Regions from separate parts of the Homo sapiens genome. Here region 1 is linked to region 2. Evidence: chromatin loops called from intact Hi-C (ENCODE). Cell type or tissue: OCI-LY7. All regions are shown on one strand. Each heading gives the region's core, and the rest is flanking DNA. Links, peaks and the distances in the headings are about the cores only. Region 1 overlaps ABCA6 (ATP binding cassette subfamily A member 6). Region 2 has its middle 11 kb from the start of LINC01483.

Region 1 (10,350 bases), core at 6,374-8,873, 470 kb after region 2:
TTGTTGTTAGCAAGGCTTCTTTGCGCATTCTTTTACTATTACTGATCATATTTTGTTGCCTCTTGGTTAATTAGATGGAGATGAGCGCCATTATTCTCCTTTATTTTTCTTGAATTCATCATCTTGTTTCCAACACCAAAGGACTAATGCTAAGGTTATTGAGAAAGAAATCGATGCTGAGCATCCCTCTGATGATTATTTTGAACCAGTAGCTCCTGAATTCCAAGGAAAAGAAGCCATCAGGTAATCACACTTATAAGTAATACTAATGCATGAGCACAAGGCTGAAGAATTATTATTATTTTTAATTTTATTATTATTATACTTTAAGTTTTAGGGTACATGTGCACAACGTGCATGTTTGTTACATATGTATACATGTGCCATGTTGGTGTGCTGCACCCATTAACTCGTCATTTAGCATTAGGTGTATCTCCTAATGCTATCCCTCCCCCCTCCCCCTACCCCAGAACAGTCCCTGGTGTGTGATGTTCCCCTTCCTGTGTCCATGTGTTCTCATTGTTCAATTCCCACCTATGAGTGAGAACATAAGGCTAAAGAATTATTAACCGAGAGCATCAGGGTGAGCTTGAGGCAAAATATTGAAGGAGAAGATATTTGTTTTTGTCAATGTCACTTTGAACTGCTCCATTTCCATCACCACCAATTTCTTCTGTTACTTGAAAGGAAAATCCTCCTTGTTTATCAGCTCTGTATCATATTATCCAGCCACACTTCATCTTGTCCCCCTTTCTGCCTCTTTCTCTTGTGCCCACCTCTCTTTTATACTTGCTCCTTTCATTCTGTGAACCCCTCTCTCCATGGTTTCATCTGGTTTTATATGATAAGTTGGAAGAAGTAAGAAATTCTGAATCAGAAATTCTTAGATCCTAATACTCTCCTCTCTCATTTGATGTGTACTCTTGGAAAAATGAGTAAATTTTATGAGTCTCAGTGTCTTCTATGAAACAAGATTAATATTGACTTTGTAGGGTTGTTATGAGACTTGGTATATCACAGAATTGCATGAGGAGCATTTAGAATATCTGTTTTTAGCCAGGGATTCTAACTCAGCAGTTTTGGGATTGAACCCAAGTATCATGGATTTCAAAATAGCTTTGTAGATTTTTCTACAAAGTTTGGTACAAAGTTAATGGATCAGCGCTTTAAATAGCAATCGTTTATTTATTAACAGATGTTTACTTAGTGCTGACTATGTACCTGACTTGCACATAATTCGCACAAAAAGCTTACGAGGTAGGTATCTTTATTTTCCCCATTTTGAGAATACAAAAAGTGAAGCAATGAAAGCTTAAGCCTTTTACCCAATATCACACAACTCGCAAGTGGGGAACTGGAATTGTAATCCAGATAGTCTGGCTCTACAGTCTATGCTCTTAACATACTATTGAGATGTCAGGAGGCAAAGAAAAATGAATAAATAGAGAACCATATCTAGGAAGTGAAATATTTCCAAGACAAAGAGGCCTAACCCATATACCTAAGCTTCCTCCATCTAGTTCTTAACCAATTTTCCGTTTAAGTTTTCTGAGAGGGGCAACAGCGCTTCCTCTGCTCTAGCTAGGAGTATACCAGCTCCATAGAAAATTTCTATCCAAACAAGAAAGGCCAAGTGAGGAATAATTCCATAAAACTCAGTTCCAGTGTCATCAATCCTTCTTTACCAGTTGAGGGCACAAAATAATATTGTATTATATTATTATTCAAATTATAAAAATTTTCAGATCCAATCTTCTAACAAAATCTTTTACTTACAAAGACCTCAAAATTTTCTTTGTTCTTCTACTGCTGCCTAGTGACCTAGGAAAGAAAGTAAAATGTGCTCCACCCCCACCTTCCCCCAACTTCTCCCTTCTTCTCCCACATCCCCACTGTGCCTCCAAACCTAGCCAATGTATACAGTGTTGACTGGGTACACCTGTCACTTGGTCTGGATTCTTAGCTCAGGTGGAGACCTGAGGCTACTGACAAACCAGGGAAAGAAAGTCATTTGATGCAAGGACTATTCACTAAAGCTTTTGGCTCCATTGTGGGGCACCTCACCCCAGATCCACACCAAAGCAAGAAAGTAGGCTTAGGCGGTCAATGTTGTAGCTCTTTAATGGCAAGGTGGTACACACTCACTGAGTGTTAAAGCAGGTCTGGGGCTGCAAGGCAGTCTAAAACTGCCTTTTGACCATCCAACAGTATATGCAGTTTCTAATCCACAAGTTTTATCTCTTCTTTCTTCACAGTGATCATTTCTTAGTGGCATCATTACTCTTCCCCACCTGTAGACAATGTCAAATCTTTTTCAATCAATTCCAACGTGTGAATTCTATTTTGTATGAATATAAAAGGCACTAAGCCATTGATTTTTTTCTTCCTATGTGGTCTCTGCTTTATATAAAAATTGACTCTTCCTCTTTATATAGAAATGCTTTATATACAAAGGAACTCTTCCCCTAAGATACATAGAGCTTACAGGGTATGTAATCTTTAAGCTCTATGTATCAGGGGTATGGATGAAAGTTTGTAGAATTCTAACCAGAATCATGATTCTGGGTTTGTAAAAATATACATTTTTTATTCACAACTGGCTCTTCCTCATTCATAACTCCCAAGTCACATTTTCTCTGGGGGCAATTGTGTACACATATGTGCATTCCTGTAACTATAGACCATTCAGGCAATATTCCCAGAACACAGGTAGAATGTCTGCCTCAAATGTAAATGACTGATTTCATGTCTAAAATCCAGAAACAACAGCTCCTCCTAAATGGAATTTTCTTTATTAAAACAAAACATTAAAGTTTCACTTCAACAGGGATTCCATTTTACAAAGAAATGCTGAAATAAAATACCTGGTGAGACTCATCATCTTTTAACTTTGCTTCATTCATTCATTCAACAAACATATTGTTGCTGGGTTCTTTACTAATCTTTAGGGCAGCAAATATGAACAATAAACTGTCTTTCAAGGAGCACACAACACAGGGAACAAAATAAATAGGTACATGAAATTCAATCTGATAAATGTAGGGATAGAGATATTAACTACTGTTATTTAGTCAATAGAAGTGTTAACTACCCTAGTTTAGGGAAATCGAAGAGAACGTCTATTTTTGTTTTAAAAAGTTAAAAATTACTGAAGAAATTTAGGCTTTTAAAGCTGACATATTCACCATCCGGGTTGAGCAGATATAAACATTATTGTCATATTTGCTTTGTATTTTTAATGGATATATTATATGTTTATTTAAAGTCCCTTTTGATCTCTTTAAAATATTTTCTCCATCCTTCGTCAGAATTTACCTTTATAATGGATTTGGTGTTATCACTTTCCATTCATATATTTACATATTGCACCATACACTTATAGCCCTAATCAATATGTGATATAGATATATGTGATATAGCTCTGTGTGTTTTTGATATAATCTATAAATGGTATCAGACTGTACTTAAGTTTCTACATATTGCTTCTACACTCAGCATTTTGCTTTTTGGGGTGTATTCATAGTGATAACTATGGGCTAATGCATTGATTTTAATTTTTATATAAAAGTATTCTAAGATATGAATCTACCACTTTTATTTATCTTTTCTGACATTGAAAAATATTCTAGTTGTTTCTAATTTTTTGGTCTGACAAATGATGTTGCAATGAACATTCTAAGAATAAGACAGATAAAAAGGTGTGTTTGTGCATATGTACATATGTGTGTGTGAGTGCATGTATATATGTATATGTGTATGACACACCCAGCAGAAAAGACAAAAAGCACTAAGCTTTGTGCAGGATATAAATGGTGGTTTGGTGATCCTGACACATAAAACATGAGGCCGAGGATGCCAAAAGATGTCACTGGACAGACCATGAGTGGCTGCTTCATGTGGTACAAAGTAGCCTTGACTTTCCCTCTGAGGCTGATGAGGAACGTTGAGGAGTAAATAAAATGGATTTTAAAATAAATCACCCTGTTTCCTGTGTGAAGCATGGATTCTAGGGGAATAAACTGAAAGTAGGGAAAGGAACTAGAGGCAGTGAACAAGAGAAGAATAGTTGAAGACTTAAAAGGGACCCAAGACTTGAACTATTTTAGAGTTAAATTTTACAAAAATGATACCAGGTTGGATGGGTGATGAATCTGAGTGAGAATCAGGAAGAGAGTAGTTGAATGTCCATGCTGCCAAATAAGATCCTGCGTGATGGGGAAATGGGTTTAGGTGACAATGCAGTGAAGTCTGTTCTGCATATGCAGTTTTAGAGCAGTTAATTCTCAAACCTGGCTTCACATTAGACTCATTTGGAAGAACATTTAAAATATCCCAATCCTCAGCCTTCACTGCCAAGAAAAACTCATCACCCCAGATCAATTAATGTGAATCTTTTTTCTGTGAACTCTGCAGAGAAGTAATTAATGTGAATATAATATGAATCTCAGATGTTGTTTGCAGGCATCAGTTCCCTTTGGAATTCTAATGTGTATTCACAATTAACAACCACTGATTAAGAGCTGTGTGTCTGTGTGTGTGTGTGTGTGAGAGAGACAGAGAGAGAGACTATCTATGCAGCAAACCATTAGATGTGTGAATCTAAAGATCAATGAAAAGGGTGGGGTCAGCATTAGGTTGATGCTAAAACAAAAAATCCAACGAGAAAACTTCTGGAGAGAGTCTCAAATGAGAAGATCCATCATATACATGGAGAACCCTGTGGAATATCAAGCTGATGTGTCTGATGAAGGAAGAGGACTTTATTAGGAAACAGAGAAGGAACATTTAGAAAAATAAGAAGCAAAGCAATTAAGTCACCATTAACAAAGAGAAAGTCATCAACAGTGACTCATAATCCACTGTAAGAATGGAAAAGTATTTGTTGTATTTTATAATTAGGAGGTCACTAATGATTTCATTATGAAGTGGTTCACTGGAGTGGTGAGTTCAGAAATCAGAGTGCAATTGAAGAGGAATTAAAGGTCAGGAAGTGAAAATGGCAAGTTTACAATGGCAAGTTTATTTTGAGAATTTTGTACAATACAGGGAGGAGAGAAATTAAATTGTGTCCAAAGTAGAGGTGAGTTCAAAGAGGAACTATTAGAGAGAACACTATAAAAGATGCAGGTGACAGAGTGTCTGACTCATAAACTAATAAGCAAGACTTGGAGACGATGCAGGATGCCAGTTCAAGACCCTAGGTAAATGAGCTGATCTTGAACAGGGGGAAGAACCAACTGTTCTAAAGCTAGAGGAAGAAAGTGAGGATAATTACACAGCATTCTACTTTTCTAGGCAAAATACTAGTAGTTTAATTGTAACTTGAGAGAGACTCCTCTATTTTCTACCTCAGGGGAAATAAGTAATCAAAAATAGGGTTTTTTCTTTCTGAATAGACTGTTTATGCCATCCCTTATTTCACATAAAGTGGTTGGCTGCAGTTATCACTATGACTAGGGCTATAAATGGCCCGTGCTATTTTCACTTCTGTGTTGGCTAAGTAAGCACCCTTTTTGTTATTTCAGAATCAGAAATGTTAAGAAGGAATATAAAGGAAAATCTGGAAAAGTGGAAGCATTGAAAGGTAAAGAAAAACATTGAAAAATTTCATTCTTTCACTTCTTTCTTTATTATAAAAAAGGGAAACATTCAATGTGAAAAAATTTGAAATATGTAGATAAGCAAAAGAAAAAAGAATATAAATAACGCTATCACTTGGACATTAATCATGATTAAGAATATGCTGTAAAATTCTTCCAGATATTTCATGAATCTATTAATTTATAACAGTGGTATCATACAATGAAAGATGTAATTTCTCTTTGTTTTTAAAGATTAATCTGCTATGAACAATATTTTATATATTGTCACTGTGAGGAAAGAACATCTAGACTGAAATCTGATAAAGGTTTTATACTAGCCGGTGAATTTACATAGTTTATATGTACTGGTGAGGTTAACTAAAGCAAGATGAGTAAAACCATTGACTATGAATTAAATTTCACAAGTCAATATCCTATAACAAACCTAAGTTATAATTTGAAATGAAAAAACACATTTTGATACAAAATATTCTAACATACAGTTTTCTATAACAGACATTTAAGCAAACATCAAAGTGAGTAGCTAGATTTCATGGAGGACTATTTACTTTTATTAAAAATAATTTTTAGGAGGGATAAAAATGATTTTTATAAAAGACAGAAGCCTTAAAAGCTGAAAAAGAAGAGCCATGAACCTTCCAGAAGTGTAGAGTTCTCCGACCATTGTGTTTATATTGCGTGTATTTTCTAATAAATACAGCATCCTCTAATTCAGTCTTATTCATTGCTTTTAGATTAGGTCTTTGAGAATTTAATGTATTTGTATGAGCAATTTTATTCTCTCTCTAGGTTTCTCTCATCAAATACCATCTAGAGCTGTGATTTCTTTCTTTAATGTTAGCTCAGGAGATACTGAAATAATTTTAAATTGATTACTTAAAGTTTTGGAGCACATTTTGAACTACCTTTGTACTCATCAAGTCATGAACTTCTTTTTGTCTAAACAAAAAACTTCTTTAAGAATTTTGTTCATTTTAAAAATAGCAGCACCTTAAAAAATTAAAAGCATTGGACATCAACACATTAAAAATATGATTATGAATTCAAACCAAGTATAGCTGCTCTTTGGGAAATCAGGGAAGAAGTTGCAATCCCTTAGCCTCCTCTTCCTTCCTCATGGAGTTAGTTTCTGGAGCACATCTGCAACACCTTTGGGACACACTTTTGAAATCTTTTATCTATGGCCTACTTTTCAGAAGCTAAGTACCATTCCATTATATGGATACCACGACTAACTTATTAACACACCAATGTATGAGATTCAATTTGTTTCCAATTTTTAGTGTAATAAAAAATACTAGAATGAACAGCCTTGTTCAATCTTTGTAAATGTCATAAATTGTTTCTTGAATATAAATTTCTAGAAGCAGAATTATTCAAAGGAAGCATACTTTCAAGATTCTTGATTCATATTTCAAATTATTTCCCTCTAAAATCATAAAAAGTCATACTCCCACAAGCAATACATAATGAATAATAATGACAACGACAACAATAGCAATAAACACTTAGATTTCATTGAGGATTTGGTGTGTGCGGGAAACTATGCTAAGTGATTTACATGTACCATTTTACATTTAGGCCTGTGAAAGACATGTTAATATATCTCTCACTTTGCAGATGACGAAACTGAGGCTTCTATTTAATTTTTCCAGTTACTGTGGGTCAGTCCCAACAGCCAGTATCACTTCCCTCTTACCCTGGAAAACACCGTATACTTTGCATTTAAAAATTACAGGCCAGGCATGGTGGCTCACATCTGTAAATCCCGAAGTGGGTGTATTGCTTAAACTCAGGAGTTTGAAACCAGCCTGGGCAACATGGCAAAACCCTGTCTCTACTAAAAATACAAAAATTAGCCAAGTGTGGTGGCGTGGGCCAATAGTCTCAGCTACAGGGAGCTGACGTGGGAGAATTGCTTAAGCGTGGGAGATTGAGGCTGCAGTGAGCTGTGATTGCTCCACTGCACTCCAGTCTAGGTGGCAGAATGAGATCCTGTAACAAAAAAAAAAAATTACAAACATAAAATTTGTTAATGTATTTGTTTAGTTGTCCCAATATTATTTATTAAATAAACCATCTTTCTAATACATTTGAAAGGTCATTTTATTAATCTTTATTTTTATATTTTCTTTGGTCCATATTAGACTTCTGTTCTGTTCCATTGGTCACTATATCCTGCACCAGTAACATATTATTTTAATTATTATAGTTCTGTCACATATTATTTTGGCAATTAGGAAAATATTGATCATTGTGTATTTTAAAGTATTGAAATGCTGAGAAATATGCCACTAAACTAAATAGCCTTGTTCTATGTTGGGACCAGGCCTGTCTAATGCCTTTCTGTTTATACTGTTAATAATTTGTTAACAATTTGTTCTAAAAATAGGCTTGCTCTTTGACATATATGAAGGTCAAATCACGGCAATCCTGGGTCACAGTGGAGCTGGCAAATCTTCACTGCTAAATATTCTTAATGGATTGTCTGTTCCAACAGAAGGTGAGTAAAAAGAAATTTCTCAAAGGCAAGATGTCTTATAATAGAATGAGGTCAAGCATATGCCTCTCATTTTAAATTTTAAATTTGATGGCTTAAGAGAAATAATGTTTATCTAAAGTTGTTTCCAAGAGCTACATAATTTTGAATATACTTCATATTTCTGCAATTTTATAAAAATTATTATCTTTATTCCATTGTGTGATATTTCAGGGTAGATGTGCAGTTCTATAAGCATATGTTTGTAACAAGAATAATTAGTAGTTCACAAATTGTGTTCACATATATGCAGTTCTATAAGCATATATTTATGTCAAGAATAGTAGTTCACAAATCATTTTAGACATTTGTGAACATATGCCAATATTTTCTTAAATGAGATCTATGAATATTAATAGAATGTATTATCTTGCCAATTTTATTTTTAACTTCTATTCTTAGGATCAGTTACCATCTATAATAAAAATCTCTCTGAAATGCAAGACTTGGAGGAAATCAGAAAGATAACTGGCGTCTGTCCTCAATTCAATGTTCAATTTGACATACTCACCGTGAAGGAAAACCTCAGCCTGTTTGCTAAAATAAAAGGGATTCATCTAAAGGAAGTGGAACAAGAGGTAGGAGGGCATGCTTGGATTAACTGACCTGCCAACCACTTACCAAATTAAATCATGACCACAGAATTCTCTTCAATGATTTATTTGCCCTGTTATGAATAAAATTTAGGCAAAGAGGTCCCATAACAAATATCGACTGCTTTAATGAGTGGTTAAAATTGCATAATATGAATCATTTTGGATTTTATTTTTATTTTTTATTATACTTTAAGTTAGGGTACATGTGCACAACGTGCAGGTTAGTTACATATGTATACATGTGCCATGTTGGTGTGCTGCACCCAGTAACTCGTCATTTAACATTAGGTATATCTCCTAATGCTATCCCTCTCCCCTCCCCCCACCCCACAACAGGCCCCCATGTGTGATGTTCCCCTTCCTGTGTCCATGTGTTCTCATTGTTCAATTCCCACCTATGAGTGAGAACATGCGGTGTTTGGTTTTTTGTCCTTGCGATAGTTTGCTGAGAATGATGGTTTCCAGCTTCATCCATGTCCCTACAAAGGACATGAACTCATCATTTTTTATGGGCTGCATAGTATTCCATGGTATATATGTGCCACATTTTCTTAATCCAGTCTATCATTGTTGGACATTTGGGTTGTTTTCAAGTGTTGCTATTGTGAATAGTGCCACAATAAACATACGTGTGCATGTGTCTTTATAGCAGCATGATTTATAATCCTTTGGGTATATACCCAGTAATGGGATGGCTGGGTCAAATGGTATTTCTAGTTCTAGATCCCTGAGGAGTTGCCACACTGACTTGCACAATGGTTGAACTAGTTTACAGTCCCACCAACAGTGTAAAAATGTTCCTATTTCTCCACATCCTCTCCAGCACCTGTTGTTTCCTGACTTTTTAATGATCGCCATACTAACTGGTGTGAGGTGATATCTCATTGTGGTTTTGATTTGCATTTCTCTGATGGCCAGTGATGATGAGCATTTTTTCATGTGTCTTTTGGCTGCATAAATGTCTTCTTCATTTTGGATTTTAAAAGTTGCGTATTTTCTCATATAGGTACAACGAATATTATTGGAATTGGACATGCAAAACATTCAAGATAACCTTGCTAAACATTTAAGTGAAGGACAGAAAAGAAAGCTGACTTTTGGGATTACCATTTTAGGAGATCCTCAAGTAAGTGAGATTATGCATGGGGAAGGAAGCAGGTCGAATGTCTGCAAAATGTCAAGTTCTTTTACCACTAAAAGTGGTAGAGCTTTCATTGTAATGCATCAAGAGAGAACCTGCTATGTTTAACTATAAATAGAAGTATATTGGAGAAAAATGGCTGGATGGTTATTATTTTATGGTATTTATTGTTTTTCATGCTATCTTCTGGATACAGTTAATGTGAAAGAGAGACATATTTTATATATCTTCATTCTCTGTAGATTTTGCTTTTAGATGAACCAACTACTGGATTGGATCCCTTTTCCAGAGATCAAGTGTGGAGCCTCCTGAGAGAGCGTAGAGCAGATCATGTGATCCTTTTCAGTACCCAGTCCATGGATGAGGCTGACATCCTGGCTGGTAATTGTTGGTTTTATCTCAGTGTTACCATGATGCAATTGGGGAATTTAGAAGCGAGGTCTATTCCCAGGGTAAGAGCCCTGCTCTCAT
Region 2 (10,350 bases), core at 5,046-7,545:
AGCATATCTTCTCTGTACCTTGTTTTTGTCATTTGTTATTTCTGTAATCTGAGAAAAATCATACTTTATTTCTCCAAGCCCCTGGTTGATCTTCTGCAACATGGGAATGGTAGCATGGATTCTGGACGATACATGGAAGGATGAAATAACAAAATATGTGTATATGACTGGAGTTGATCAAGCACTTTCTCGCTTTTCTTACCTCAAGGATATCACTAATATGATTGTGACTGAAAAATTTCTAACCACTCACAGGTGTGTTAAACAATAGATTGAAACCAAGTAACAACTAAGTAATATACAAATAATTAAATGAAGAGTCATTGGCTGGCAAAGATATAAAGAAAGTGTAAGAAAAACAAGATGCTAGGAAGGTTGTATTGTGTTTAATAGGACAAATTGATCTACATGTAACCAACAGGATCTTAAAGTACTGTAACAATCCATCTTTTCCCCTGCCCCCAACTTCAAGTCAGGAAATAGGAACCAATTGAAAAGTATTTCCTTGGCATTTGGTCTCAAATGATCCTTAGAAAATCTACAAATGTGGACATCTATAGGCTCATGATTCTGAAAAGTTATTTGACTCAAAATTTTGGCTCTTGCTTTCCTCATATATAAAGTGATAGGCCAGGCACAGTGGCTCACGCCTGTAATCCCAGCACTTTGGGAGGCCGAGGCGGGTGGATCACGAGGCCAGGAGTTTGAGACCAGCCTGGCCAACGTGGTGAAACCCCGTCTCTACTAAAAAGTACAAAACTTAGTCAGGTGTGGCGGCGTGTGCCTGTAATCCCAGCTACTCAGGAGGCTGAGGCAGGAGAATTGCTTGAACCCGGGAGGCGGAGGTTGCAGTGAGCCGAGATCGTGCCACTTCACTCCAGCTTGGGTGACAGAGCAAGACTCCGTCTCAGAAAATAAAATAAAATAAAATAAAATGTGATAATGATTATCGTAAAAATAAGGCATTATAGAGAGAGAGCCCCTAGCACAGTGCCTACCAGAAGAATTGCCCTTCACTTCATCCTTTCCCTCACTTCATATATTCAGTTTCTGTGACCTGTAACTTCAACACATACCACACCACCCATTTCTTCTCATCTTTACTCTTGTCACTTTAGTCTCTCCTCCTTTCAACTTATTATTCATGTAGTGTATTAGTCAGGGTTCTCCAGAGAAACAGAGCAAACAGCATGTGTGTGAGAGAAAGAGATTTACTTTAAGAAATTGGCTCATGTGATTGTGGAGGCTGGCAAGGTGAAAACCTGTAGGGTAAGGTAGCAACCTTGAGATCCAGGGAAGCTGATGTTTCAGCTCAGGTCCAAAGACAGTCTGCAGGAAGAATTTCTTCTTCCAGAGGAGACACCAGCCTTTTTTCTCTTAAGGCTTTCTAGTGATTGGATGAGGCTCACCTGCATTTTCAAGAGTAATCTGCATTTCTCAAAGGGTTTTTTTTAAAGAATAACTTCTATTTTAGATTCAGGAGGTACATGGGCAGGTTTGTTACCTGGGTATACTGCATGAGGCTGAGATTTGAGATATGAATGATCTCGTCACCCAGGTAGTGAGCATAGTAACCAACAGTTAGTTTTTCCACCCTTGTTCCTTTCCTTTCCTCCCCACTCTAGTAGTTTCCAGGGTCTATTGTTGCCATCTTTATGTCCATAATTACCCAGTGTTTAGCTCTTACTTGTAAGTGAGGACATGCAGTATTTGGTTTTCTGTTCCTGCATTAATTTACTTAGGATAATGGCCTCCAGCTCCATCCATGTTGCTGCAAAGAACATGATTTTGTTCTTTTCTATGGCTGCATAGTATTACATGATATATATGCCCCATTTTTTATATCTACCACATTCTCATTTTCCAGTCCACCATGGATGGGCACCTAGGTTGAGTCCATGCCTTTGCTATTGTGAATAGTGCTGTGATTAACATAACAGTGCATGTGTCTTTTTGGTAGAACAATTTATTTTCTTTTGGATATATAGCCAGGAATGGGATGGCTGGGTCAAATGGTAATTCTGTTTTAAGCTCTTTGAGAAATCTTCAAACAGCTTTCCGCAGTGGCTGAGCCAATTTACATTCCCGCCAACAGTGTATAAGCATTCTCTCTTCTTCACAGCCTACCAGCATCTGTTGTTTTTTAGCGTTTTTAATAATAGCGATTCTGACTGGTGTGAGATGGTATTTCACTGTGGTTTTGATTTGCATTTTTCTAATGATTAGTGATGTTGAGCATTTTTTCATATATTTGTTGGCCGCTTGTATGTCTTCTTTTGAGAACTGTCTGTTCGTGTCCTCAAAGTGTATTGATTTACACAGAATCTCATCTAAAAAATATCTTCACAGCAACATCTAGACTAGTATTTGACTGAGCACCTGGCTACCATGGTGTAGCCAGGTTGACACATAAAATTAACCATCATACATACAACCACCAAACTCATTATTTCCTCTGGGCCTTAGAGCCGCTGTTCCCTCTGTTTGGAAAACTCTTCCTTACATGCTTCATCACTCTCACATGCTTCATCACTCAGATCCCAGCACAAATGTCACCTCTACAGAAAGACCTTCCCTGCCCAACCTATGTATTGCATTTTCCCTACCACCTTCCTCACCACAACATGATCTCTTACGTCTCCCAATTTTATTTTATTTATATTATTTATATGCTTATTACTACCTACAGTCATCTCATTTCTGCATTCTCCCATTTGTTATGTTTCCCCATTGGCTACAGGATAATTAGCTCTGTATGTGCAAGGATCTTATCTGCTTCCCACTCTATCTTCAGTATATAGAACCCTGTCTGACACATAGTAGGCACTCACTAAGTATTTGATGAATGAATCAATCAACCAATCAATCCTAAGTACTCAAATACTATTTGATTATTATTTTTATTAATAAATAATTTATATAGCTTATTATCCCTATTATTATTATTTGTACTCTGGGCTTTAAAAATCATACCCATCCTGCCAGATGTGGTGGCTCACACCTGTAATCCCAGCACTTTGGGAGGCCGAGGCAGGCGGATCACCTGAGGTCAGGAGTTCAAGACCAGCCTGGCCAACATGACGAAACCCCGTCTCTACTAAAAATACAAAATTAGCCAGGCGTGGTGGCACATGCCTGTAATCCCAGCTGCTCGGGAGGCTGAGGCAAGAGAATCACTTGAACCCGGGAGGTGGAGGTTGCGGTGAGCCAAGATCGGGCCATTGCACAACAAGAGCGAAACTCCATCTAAAAAAAAAGCATTCCCATCCCATATCTGGATTACATTTTAATGACAGATGCTGAATTTATCCTCAATCCCACTATAGTGATGATTTCAAATAAGTTTGTGAAATTTAAATTTTATTATATGAGAAGCAGGAGATAGATTATTAAGAAAATTGAAATAAGAGTTATAAAGCTTAATATTTCATACATTAGCTCATCTGATTATGGATATAAAGAATAGAGCCCTAAAATAGACTGTGCCTACACACACAAAATGACTTAGAAATGATTCAATAATTCTGTATAATTCAGGCTGAAATAACCAAGATTTTAGATATTCAGGTAAGTAAAGTAACAGTGAGCTCCTATTTCTTGGATTAGCTTGTTGGCTGGTTGTATTTCCTCCATTACTTTGTGCATGCAGACCTAACTGAGGAGTGTTTCAAAATTTACACTTGGCAGAGAAAAGGAGCTTCCCTGAAAATTTACTTTCTTTGCAAAGGATGAAAGTTATGGCTTCATTATTTTTGGAGAGAATGAAAAGATGTAGGTAGATGTTGGACGGTGAAACCAAGTAAATCTCTTACTGAGGCATCTTTTCATATTTCATTCTATCTATACGATATAAAACTAAAGTTTTTGATGTGCTAATGAATATGGTGGTTGTTGCAGAAACAGATCTTTTTTTAATGACTGAGGCTAGATTTTGTTAACATAAAGGTGTATGTAGAAATAATAAAGTCCCAAGGAGGTCTCTTCTACAGGGAAGAAGCCCTTCTTTCCCAAGAATCTCCTGGATGCCTCAGCTTCGTCTTTTCTCTCTGTTTTACCTGAAACCTTCACACGAGCATCTACATTTAATCTTTTTGGTTTTTCATCTTTGAGGAGAGTTGCATTTTGCCATGAGGCTAATTATTCTTTCAAAAAATGTATAACTTGATGAAAATACAGGAACAGAAATTACCTACTTTCTTTTTCCAAAAAAAAAAAAACAAAAACAATATGCTAAAGCAGGAAAGAGATAGGCACTGCCTTGATACCCATAGGACATCCTGAGAACCACTTCCCTGTAGAGCATTTATTAGTATTAACTGAAAGCAAGACAGTAAAAGAGACCTTCTCATCCCTGTTGTTCTCTTCTTTAGAGGAACTAAATCAGTATCCAGTTCATTTTGAAGATAAGAGGGAGAAAGGAAACTAACACCCTGCCCCTCCTTTATGACAAGCCTAGTCCTGAGCTCTAGACCCCTAAGCCTACTAGTTATTAAACAACACTGTGAAATATGGATTATTATCCCGATACACAGACCTGGGCAACTGATTTGTCCTCTTGGAGTCTCAGCCAATGTGAGACAGAAGTGAGGCTTAAGTTAGTCTGTCCAGCTCCAAAGCCTGCCTAGAAGCAAGCCTCATATCCAGTGACAGAAAATGCCATCCAACACAAAAAGCAGAAACCATAAAGGAAAAGATGAATATGCCTAGCCACTTAAAAACAAAGGAAAAAAACATTGTATGGCAGCAAAAATGCAAGTGACAAACTGGGAAGATATTTGCATATATAAGAGAAAAATAATTAATACCCAATAGGAAAGTGATTCTTATCAATCAATTAGTAAAAGATAACCTCACAGGAAAAAACAATGGGAAAGGATTAAACAATTCATGAGAGACAGATTTAAATAGCTCACAAATATACACAAAGATACTCAAGTTACCCAATAACAAATAGGACAGCCAAAGTAACAAAGATTGAGAAGCAGGCAAACAAAACCCTCTGTTGGCAAGAGTTTGAGAAAATGGAAATTTATATACACCTTTGTAGAAACTGTAAATTGGTACTGTCTTCCTGGAGAAATGGGTGTCTGTAGTTGATAATAATATACTGTGTACTTGAAAAACTGCTAAGGATGTAGATGTTAAATGTTCTCACAACAAAAGTAAGTATATTGTGGTAATGGAGATGTTAACTAGCTTCATTTAACCACTTCACGACGTATGCATATATCAAAACGTCGCATACCATAAATATATATAATTTTCATTCATCAGCTATAACTTAATTTTAATTTAATTGTGTATGCCTTGAGTCAGTAATTACACATTTAGAATTTAATCTGAATGATAATGATAGAAAAGTTCACTCATAAATGTAGGAGGAAATTAGTGGCACTAATATTGATAATACCTCTCCAAAAATAATATCAATAGGCAAGTGGTTGAATTATAATAGCCCAAAAATGAATTCCGATATTGAAAAAGATACTGCATGCTCATATATTTTTCTATTTTTATATATTTCTATTTCATTTGAATATATATAGATACATATATATTCATTTCAGAATCAGAAAAAACAAACTATAATTTTCGAGATCTTTAATATACCTAGCACTTTACAAAATTTGCAAAGCAATTTCTCATATTTTATTTCATAGTAAAAACTAAGTTTTCTGTCCAATGATGTTATAGTGTGATATGATTTCATGCTGAAAGCAATACTTTCTCGTTTTGCCTGTGAATTTCTTTTAATTATTTCAAATATTTAAAAGTAGGCAGGCTGCCCAGGTGTTTGGGTTCAGCAACCATGATCAAAAGGAGAGGGAAAATGTGGTTTTCTTTTATTGCATTTCCCTTGAGCATCTTCAAGACCCTTTGAAAGAACAGCTGCCTAGCCCAGGCAACCTCTCTTCTTAGCCTACACGGAAGAAATGAAATTCACTCCCAAAGTGCGGGTGTTTTCAGGACCCAGTGAACTGGAACTTGCAGCGTCTTCTGCAAGCTCCGTTGGGCCGGCCTTTCATGTGAGCAGGAAGGAAATGACTGACAACTTTCTCGTCTTTATGGAAGGCGGACTTTATTTCCAGCTCTCAGGTCAAAAGGCGGCGGAAAGAAAACAAAACCACTAAGAGATAAAGGCTAAAAATAATGTCCTGTGGGGTGAATCAACCCAGTTTGGGACCCTGAAGACAGCAACAAGGCAAGGATGTGCGTAGGGCTAAATCTGCGTCATCCTTCACAGGTGGTCGTGACCAGAATCAAAATGCCTGGGCAAGAGAGGAAGAAGTTCTGCAAACAGGTGTGCTGGAGGGAAGGCGTGGGGAGGGGAGAGGAAGAAGCCATTGAGTCGATCCTGGGCTTGAAGCCCACACACTTTCCCAGCAGTTCACCTCCGGGAGAGCCCAGGGACTGGACATGGCCTCGGAAGGAGCTAAAAGTTGATTTGGGGTTTTGTGGTTTGGGTGAATGCACTTTCAGTTTAAAATATAAATAGATGTGTTTATGCAGTTGGGCTTTCTTTCTCTTTGCTTTTAATTGTCACTTTAGAAGAAATAAGTCTATGATTCACAGGCTAATGCCAAAAAAAAAAAAAAAAGGAGTTCTCATTGGGTGATTTCCTACTTTATAGGAAGCAATGGGAGAATGGGTTTAAAAGTCACACGAAAGACATCCGCTAAGGACTTTGATGATGAGTATAAGAATGATTCATTTTATTTATATAGCACTTTAATTGTGTTTTTAGTCACATTCTAATTTGGACACACAACTATTCCAGGAGATAGATAAGGTGATTATTATTCATCGTATTTTACAAGTTAGAAAACAGAGGTCAGATAAGTTAAAGATTGCACGTTCCCTTATAGACTGAGCTATAATACACACACACACACACACACACACACACACACACACACACGAGGCAGAATCATTATCATTATTTCCCTAACTGCACCACTGGGCAAACCTCCAAAGGGGAAAACTGGTATTAGATGCTGCTAAGGAGAATAGCGCAAAAAAAAAAATACTGAGTACAAGAAGTATGAGAAGGATTCTAGCCTACATGGATTTAAAAACAAACTAAATCCCAACGGGATTTGAGCAGTGCTACCTTACAAGGTCTTTCCAACTGGCTGCTAAATATTTCCACCAGAATGTGCCACTAGTCCTAGATACCACGTCTATATGTACTAAACAAGACTGATCATCTTTCTTTATCCTTCTCCTTCCTTCCATTTCTATGTTAATGATGTCACTGTTTTCCCAGACTCCCAGACTCCAATGAGTTCTCCAATGTATCCACCTTCCCTGCCTTCTAAATTCAATCAGTCCTCTTGCTTCAACCACTGAAATGACTCTTACATGTTTTCTCTCTTATATCCTAATACGATCTAGGATTCCTCCTACCTAGACAAATGCAATAATTTGTTCTCGCTTCCCACTGCCTCCAGGTCTAATACAGCAGCTCCAGTTCATCTCAGGATCTATTCCAGCCAATCTTTCCTTAAATGTGACCTGATTATAACACTCTGCTGCTCAACACTCTCCACTTGCCATAGAATAAAGTCTAAATTTGTTGGCCATGACATTTGACATTTGAGATCATTCATACAATGGTCTCCAATTGTACATTTACAAAGATCCCCAATTTAAATAACACTGTAAGACCACTTTCCCCAAATATTTCCTCTTACCTCAATATCTGCCTGCTCAAGGTTACTTTACCCTAAATATGCCTTCTTACCTCAATATCTGCCTACTCAAATTCCTACATCTCCCTTCTTTGTCTTCAGAAATACTCACATCCTTCAAGGTCCAGTTCAGATGTCCTCTACTTGACGGAGCGCTTTCCAGTTCTCTGAGTCATTAGACACCCCATTCTTTCCTTCTGCTCCCACTAGACTTGGCATCTCCCTTGCACCATCTATCACATTTGGCCTCTTAATAAAATTGTTTTGTTTGTTTCCTAATAAATTGCAACCTCTTTCAAGGGAAATCATATTCTATACTTTACATCCTGGAAAGTGCTTGACATAACCCTTTGCTCATAGAAAATACCTAATATATATCAGTTGTAATAAATTAGAAAGACTAACCAAAGCTTGTAGCATAACTTCCACGTTATTAAAGCATGCAATAATAACTCCAAGCTACTTGCAATTCCCCAGACATTTATAGTGAAAGCAATAGCTATTATTTACTGAGCATTTATTATATGCTAAGGATATCCTATGCATCTTCTAGCTCACAACAACCCTGTGAAATTTGTCATGTTCAAATTTTACATACAAGGAAACAGAGGATTAATAACCCCTACAAAGCTACACAGATGGGAGGCAAAGGACAGAGAATCAAGGTTACCTAATTCCAGAATGTGCTCCTCACCGCCATGCTATTGCCACAACTAATGTCACGGATGTGTTTCCACAGGTATCCTGGACAGTATAACCAGTTTCCCTAAAGAGGTAATACTTTTTCACCAAGGCATACACATCCTCTTGCCCAGCCTCCCCTTGAAAACAGCTGGATAAAGTCATGATGGGTATAAACCATGGCTCAACACCAAGCTGTGAGCTAAAAGAAGGAAGAGAATCTAGAGCCCAAGAGTAGAACGGGGGTCACCAAAGCAAGGCCAAGACAGGAGCAGACCCAGTAGCTGATAGGAATTGAATCCAATGACAGTGAAGCTGGAAACCTGACTTGGAACAGACAGGAGCAGACATATGGACAAGTGCAAGGTCTGAAGAGGCCAGCAGTAGACAGGAACAAAACAAAAAGCTGACCTGCAAGGGGTCCAGAACACAGACATGAAGAATGGGCAAGGAGTCAAATTCAAGCAACCCCAAGGCCACAGCTCCAGATGTGCTGATGTTTCTGGGAAGGCAGACACAATCTCAAAAATTATCTGACTTGGGATTTTTAGGTACAGTTAAATGGAAAGTCCTGCCTAGAGAAGAGAATGGTGTTTGGGGGGAAAGTAATTCAGAAACTTCCGATAATTTATTTTTATGTCCCCAAAAGGGCATGGCACAATTGAAAGTGCACAGTAAACACTCCATAAACATTTGTCAATTACCTAATAGAGACGGAAGTTTGTTTATTTGTTTTTCTCTTGTAAACACAAAGTAAATCATACCCAGTCAAGTGCCCCTTGCTTAAACTAGCACAATAAATCCAAAGTACCCTAAAGAGGCCATTCTTTTGCAGAGTGCAGAGTTGAGTCCTGCGGGAGAAAACTGCTCTATTTCCTAAGCCTGAGTAACTGGAAATGCCATACATCGCTGCCAGGGAATAAGCAAAGATCCCCTGCCTACTTAAGAGCAGTACAAGCATTCTCCAAGATGTTATGATTTCAAGCAGCATTTGGGAAGCTAGCTTGAATCAAAACTAGACTCTTCCAGAAAGACCCATTCCATAACAACACTTCAAAAACTCATCTTTCCCAGATAAGAAAATTCACTATACATCATCATCAAATTTCCCAAAAAATCCAAGTTATCTCTGTTATAAAGGTCAAAATTCAAGGCCAATCATTCACTCCAAACAGAACTTTTTCAGAGGTCTGAAATTCCCAGATGAGTTAGACCAGACAAGATAAACTCTGCCCTTAGAGATTGCAGGAGAGGGGGGTTTATCTTCAGCAATTTTCCCTTGTAATCTTTGCTCTCAGATATCCTGAACTGAACCCATTATTCTATTTCAAATAGTATCAGTAACCAAAGTCAACAGAGAAAAGATTATTTTTATTGTTTATGAAATACTTAATATTGTATGATATTGAAGGCTTAAACAAAATATCCTTCTTCATGGGTTACTCTATAATAATAATACCACCTGTAATAGCTTCCATTCAGTCCTAAATAAATTCTCCCTTCCTGCTAAACAGGAATATAAAACTTTAAAACCCATGAACAAAATTAACATTTTTAACTAGGTCATTTTAACTAGCCAGTTCTCTATTTATCGAGGATGTTGTGATCTAATCATTATTTCCCATAATAGGTTTTGCTTCTTTAATGATTTTAGTAGGAAAATCAGCCCCTTTTATGGGAGCTAGGATAATACACACATCCCATAACCGGTATCAGCCCTGTCTAAGTCACAAAACAAAAAGGCAACACAGTCATTTAAATCACAAATGAATACTCACATTTAGGCTAGGAAGAATATGTCCTAAGCTTTACCATAAGCTAATGGCCAAACTGTTAAGTCTACATAGATGTTTCTATGAATCTACTGAAAAGTAATGAAAGTATGAATATAGGAGAGGGTTCTCACTGAAGTCTAAAACATAGGTTAAAAGTTTTTTTTCCTTTACCCTTACAGAAAGGAGAGGAAAATCAGAAAAAT

The links. Peaks named below come from ENCODE experiments on the same cell type or tissue, not always from the same donor. Only the 100,000 strongest peaks of a DNase experiment are listed, where the experiment ranks them.
Region 1: a loop joins it to region 2, with 6 times the contacts of the local background. A loop is called at or near these places in 1 of 110 quality-filtered maps.

What each region holds. Positions count from the first base shown.
Region 1 is chr17:69,113,132-69,123,481 of GRCh38, reverse strand. ABCA6 (ATP binding cassette subfamily A member 6) reads left to right here. Exons shown (of 39, transcript NM_080284.3): 10 at 75-243; 11 at 5,526-5,584; 12 at 7,996-8,106; 13 at 8,545-8,720; 14 at 9,745-9,864; 15 at 10,122-10,260. Among named protein-coding and RNA genes, the nearest start is that of MIR4524A, 19 kb to the right of the region's middle. RefSeq lists an enhancer at 5,230-5,419. In OCI-LY7, for the core only: no CTCF peak of the experiment used is centred there; a DNase peak (open chromatin) is centred at 7,321; H3K4me3 peaks cover 2,500 bases; H3K27ac peaks cover 2,500 bases.
Region 2 is chr17:69,577,460-69,587,809 of GRCh38, reverse strand. No RefSeq gene overlaps it. Among named protein-coding and RNA genes, the nearest start is that of LINC01483, 11 kb to the left of the region's middle. In OCI-LY7, for the core only: no CTCF peak of the experiment used is centred there; DNase peaks (open chromatin) are centred at 6,089 and 6,999; H3K4me3 peaks cover 2,026 bases; H3K27ac peaks cover 2,500 bases.